Regions from separate parts of the Homo sapiens genome. Here region 2 is linked to region 1. Evidence: chromatin contacts called from ENCODE Hi-C or POLR2A ChIA-PET data. All regions are on one chromosome and are shown on one strand. The core of a region is the stretch at or near the end of the contact, and the rest is flanking DNA. Distances in the headings are between cores, read along the strand shown.

Region 1 (2,790 bases), core at 169-2,668:
TATATGCCAAATTCTACCTCCCTTAGCTCATTCATCATCACAAAACCCTATGAATGTGAAAGCAACACAATAGTACATGGATGAATAAATGGATAAACAAAATATGGCATATATATATATATATATATATATACACACACACACACACACACCACATACAAAGGAATACTATTCAACCTCAAAGAGGAGGGAAATTCTGACATATGCTACAAAATAGATAAACTTGGAAGACATTATGCTAAGTGAAATGAGCCAGTCACAAAAAGACTATATTTTCCATGTATATAAGGCATTTAGAGTATAAAAAATCATAAAGACAGAAAGTAGAATGGTGATTCCCAGTGGCTGGGAGGAGGTAGAAATGGGAGTTATTGTTTAAGAGGTATAGAGTTTCCATGTTACAAGATGAAAAGAGTTACGGAGATGGATGGTGGTAATGATTGCAGAACATTATGAATATATTTAATATTACTAGACTGTTCACTTAAAATTGAGTAAGATGGTACATTTTATACGTATTTTACCACAGTTAAAAAAAAAATGTTAGGGGAAAAAACCGGCTATGAGGTAGCAGTTGTTTCTATCACCATTTTACAGATGAGGAAACTGAGGCAGAAAGAGGCTAAAGTATCTTGTTCAAGGTCACACAGTAGACATGGGTGGAACAAGAATTACATGACAGGGCCTCCTGATCACAGAACCTATTCTTTTACCTCTGTCCTCTTCTCCCTTTCTGTAAAGATGGAGAGATACAATGCCCCATGGGGATGCAGTTGATGGGATTAGAATAGATGGGTGGTTGGACTATAACACCTACAAAATCCATTTCTTTGCTGCAGCACTTCCTTCCAACCTTTAGAATTTGTGTGCTTCATTTAGCTCTACAGAATTACTATCAAAATGAACTGTTTGCTATGGTTGGAAAACAAGCTTAGGAACTACTGCTAAGGAATATAAAGATAAACCACATACTGAGATGCATTCTAAGTCTACAGGTCAAACCTATTACAACAATCTTTAGAGAAACAGCATTTGTTCATCCAACAAATATTTATTACATGCCTTCTATATGTATTGTTCTAGGTGCTTGGTATATAGCAGTGAACTAAATGGACAAAGATCTCTGCTTTTGTGGATTTTACAGTCTTGTGGAGGAGAGAAAATAAACAGTAAACCCAGTAACTCAGTAAATAATATAGTACATTAGGAGGCAATAAGTACTTGATCACAGCTGCAGTTTTAAATTAGGTTGGCAGGGGAGACCTCATTGAAAAGGTGACATCTAAGCAAAAGCTGAAGGTGTCAGAGGCAGCCACGTGTGAAGGAAGAACATTTCAGGCAGAAGAAATATCCAGGGCAAAGGCCTAAGACAAGAGCCTGTGCGGCTGGAGTTGCTACAGGGAGGCCCATGTGACTAGGGCAGAGATGGGGAGGGGGTGAGGAGTGTGAGGTCGGTGCAAGCAGTGAAGGAGGGGTTGATTATACAAGTCTTCCAGGCCACTGTAAAGACCGTGGCTTTACACTGAGTGAGATGGGGAAGCATTGCAGGGTTTTCAGCAGAGAAGTGACATGATCTGACTCACACGGGATATATGAAAACACACCGTATTTAATATTGTTTTGACTTGAAAAGATTCTTTATCACTGAGATCACTGCTCATGAGGAAATGGAGCTTACATCTAAGCAAATGTCATCACTATGTGCTGAGAACCCCACTGATCCTGTGAGTGCAGTGGAAGGAGAAGGAGTTGGGGGAGTTGAGTAAAAACAGTTGTGTCATTTTTTTCAAAGAGCTGCTGGGAGGAATAACTAATAACAATAGCTGTAAAGGTCACTGCAAATATTAAGTGCTATCAAATGCTAACTATTATTTAAAAATAGAAAGCCTGTCATTATTCTTTGGCCCAGGAGTCAGGACCTCTGGCAGCCTGCACGCCTCGGCCAGCCTGTTAATGTTTCAGTGCCTTTAAAGGACTTTCCCATCAGACTATGTTATCTGATGGCTGTGTCTCCCATCTACAGCTATGGTGGGAGGAACTGAGCTATTTACCGCATATACTCTGCAACAAAACACAATCCTGAGGGTAGGGGTTGATGAGCATTTGTTTTTTGTTTTTGCTTTTTTAAAAATCATTAATTCTTAGGCTGCACTTACAAAACTCCCTGAAAGCACTGAACATTTGAATGAATGACATGGGTTTACATGTAAAAAGTTCTTGCAGCGAGTTGTTTACACCAATCTATTGGGTCATGGAAATTTTGCTCAAGATTTGTTTGTGTGGGAATAACACTGAAATACTAGCTTGTCGGAGCCAGCTTTGAAACTAACACAATGAATAGCTATTGTTCTGACAGAATATCCGGCAGCTCATGTCTACATACACTGAAGATGACCTTCCTCTTTAGAAATAGTTCCAATCATTATATATATATTTTAAAGTGTTATTGGTGTACCCAATGTTCTAGGTGCCTGGGGAGAAGGGACATTGTATAAAGATATTTCAGTTTCTCTCCTAAAAGGATTCCACAGCTACTCTATTTGGTAAGTCAGGTTGCCAATATTACACATTCCTGGTATGAAAAGATATGTTACAGAGATAGAAAATAAAGAAAGGAAAAGGTAAGCTTGTCATTTAACACCTATTAAGTACCAGGTTCTATGTTATGATATCATTTCACTTCACCAGCACAACCTAATGAAAACAGATACTGTCCACCATTTTGCAGATGAGGGACTAAGACTTAGATTATGTCACTTGCTAACTTTAGTTAAGTAACACTAATTTAGT
Region 2 (2,955 bases), core at 439-2,938, 630 kb before region 1:
CACTGAGCCTCATCAACCTGAGAATGGAAAGCGTATGAAGCAGATATTACAGGCAGCACCTTTCCTGGATAAAGTTGCTTAATCACCATGCAAAATTCAAGCCTATCATTCTTAGATAGAAAATTCTATAACCTCAGACAGGGCCTGACATCATGAGTGACCTTGAAACAGAACCCACACTCTTGAAATGATTTCCCCCCATATTGTCTGAACAGAGCACAAGCCTCAGTGCTGATGGGTAATTTTAAGGCATCACAATGACAAGTCTGCCAAGGCAAATGTTTTTAACTGCTTCACTTAGCTGACCTTATTTGCCATAAATTCAGGCTAATCCATATCTAATTCTTACTGGGTAACTCACTTGTTTACTGTCACCACTGGCCCTGGTCTCTTGGCATCTTATAAACTCTAGCCAGGCCCCAAATTCCTCAAGGATGTCTGGCTCTTGTCATATTACAGTGCTAGGAATGCAGCATGAATGGCTCATTCCTCCAGGCTCGTTAATGTCACAGCCTCACATTCACTTACCATTAGGATCTTCTAAGGGAAACTTGAGTTCACCCAAAGTTCCAAGGAACACAAAGTCAGCCATGTTGAAGTGATATACGCCAAGGAATATTGTACAAAGAAATGAGTGCTTCTCTTAGTTATTCCTCACAGTTAGTCTCTCATAAAATTTCAGAACAGAAAAGTATTTATAGGTCATTCAATTCTATTCCTTTATTAATATTTATTTTTTAAAACTGAGGCTTGCGAGGTTACATTTCCAAGGTCACGATGCTACTTAGGGGCAGAATTAAGGTTCTTACCCTAGTTATTTCTAATATATATGGTGCTAATTCCCTAGATTCATAGGAAAAGTCACAATAATAATAAAACTAATATTTATGTAGCCTTTAGATTTACAATGACCCCTTTGCTCTTTGTAGTTTCATACAATAATCTGAGCAAAGGCATGACAAACATAATTAACATCTCATTTTGAAGACTAGAAGACTTATACAGTAAGCTTTAAGTGACTTATTCAAGTTTTCATAATTAAAATGAGGGATTGTGAACTGAGCCCAATGTTTAAGTTCTATATCCTTGAGTAAATTACTAACTTCTGTCTCTTCTAATTTATAAAATGAAAATATAATGTAACAGTGTCTGCATCAAGGAAGAATTTTTTTCTTGAGAATTAAATGAAGTGATGTACTAAGTGAATAAACCCCTTAGCATTCTGCCCGACAGTTTGCAAGGGGACAAGAAATAACAAAGTTTTGTTTTGTATTTAAATTGTTATTTTTCTGAAACATCCTACCAGCAACACAAAATTATGACTTCGGGATTAAAGATAAAGAATAATTCACTAAAGTTCCAAGAATCATTTTAGTTGAATTTAAAAATGCAACGCTAAAAAAATAAATAAATAATAAAAACGCAATGTTGAGTTTATCCATCTTTTGAGTTTCATCACGATAGTAATATTTGCCATCAAATGCAGTTAGGCACTGTTATCATCTTAATACAAGATATTATTGCATCATAACCTTTCCATACGAAGAAAATTACAAAGAACTATTTTCACCTTGATGTTTAAAGCTGCAAACAAAAGGGCAGATCATCTTCCGTATATATTGCAGAGGCCAACAGCCATATGCAGTGACTGGATACAGCCTCACGGTGGTGCTAAATCATCACTGATAACAACTCAAGACCCATTGAAAGCTCTACAGAAACCAAACTGAGGCAGGACTGAAACATTCCTAATGTTAAACAGCAAGGAATTTGCTTTGGATCCCTACGGTTCTTCTGGACCAACCTTGCGCAATGATCCTGACATGTCTCAACAAATCCATTAGCAATGTTAATATACAGTTTTTGTCCTGGCATTGCAACAAATAAAATATACACAAAAGATTTTTATTATCCTTAAAAAGAATTGTGCAGCCTTACCTTTTAAAATGTTATGTTGACTTAGAATTCCCAAACTGGATTTGGGCCCCATTCATCTACTGTGTATCTTAAGTTTATGTATGCCTTGGAGACATTTGTTAAATTCCTTATATCTCCCAGCCCCCAAATTTCAGCTTGAAATTTCAACTCTTTTTGACTCCTTTCCTCTTCTACTCTCCTATTTAAAACAGCCACAAAATTTTATCAATTTGCCCTTTATAATATCTCCCACCTATCTATTTCTTTCTTCAGTCAGCTTCCAGACCCACAGTTCAGACCCTTTTACCACATGTCTAGGCTATTTCAATAACCCTTAAGATTAGGCTTAGAGGAGATTGCACCACTGCCCTCCAGCCTGGCAACAGAGCAAGACTCTGCCTTAAAAAAAAAAAAAAAAAAAAAGATTAGGCTTAGAGGACTACCTCCCAACCGCAACTGTACATTACAATTGCTTGAAGAACTTAAAAAATACCCAACCCCAGGGATTCTGATTTAATTGGTCTGGGGTGGATAAAGAGGTTTTTTTATTTTTTTAAAGCTTCCCAGTGATTGTAATTTGCAGTCACAGTTGAAAATTACTGCTAGAGGTGTGCCCAGCATACCACAGTCAGATTAACCTTCTTAAACTACCAACTCTCTGGGCCAAACATTTTAAGTAGTTTCCCATCTTCGCAAAGATTGCGAATTAGTGACTTAAAGTCCAAACTATCCCAAAGATGTGTTTTTATTTGACCTATTTAAAAATTGTTCAGATCCAACATCTAAAAATTGGGAGATGTCACATAAAACCCAGATTTCTTCCTTCTTTTTAAAAATTCCAAAATCTTGGCACAAATGGCCCACATTCCCATGCAACTATCAGCTGGAGCTGAGTAGTGGCTGCCCTTAAGACATGTCACATATCTTCCAGGTGATTCAGTCCCATCACTCCCCATTTACAGCTGGCTTTATGATTCATTTATACTATCTTCCTGGCCTCTTAATTTTAGTTTGTAGCCCTGATCTAGAGAATAAAGT

The links. Hi-C counts contacts between places; a loop is a spot of excess contacts on that map. ChIA-PET counts read pairs that join two places held with the same protein, here RNA polymerase II (POLR2A). Pooled maps may share reads with other maps.
Region 2: a loop to region 1 is called in a map of naive thymus-derived CD4-positive, alpha-beta T cell, with 28 times the contacts of the local background. The contact joins two enhancer-like sites. A Hi-C loop is called at or near these places in 22 of 168 maps with a recorded cell type or tissue (A673, CD8-positive, alpha-beta T cell, Caco-2 and 15 more), 28 of 37 single-sample maps with no recorded cell type and 33 of 50 pooled maps. POLR2A ChIA-PET finds 5 or more read pairs at or near these places in 1 of 52 experiments (Caco-2).

The regions. Positions count from the first base shown.
Region 1 is chr14:31,926,336-31,929,125 of GRCh38, reverse strand. No RefSeq gene overlaps it. Among named protein-coding and RNA genes, the nearest start is that of LINC02313, 17 kb to the left of the region's middle. Within about 2 kb of position 1,418, at least 11 of the 41 ENCODE cell types and tissues checked have a DNase peak (open chromatin) inside an H3K27ac peak, as active enhancers do.
Region 2 is chr14:32,559,169-32,562,123 of GRCh38, reverse strand. The region is part of intron 4 of AKAP6 (A-kinase anchoring protein 6); the gene reads right to left. Among named protein-coding and RNA genes, the nearest start is that of AKAP6, 230 kb to the right of the region's middle. Within about 2 kb of position 1,688, at least 3 of the 41 ENCODE cell types and tissues checked have a DNase peak (open chromatin) inside an H3K27ac peak, as active enhancers do.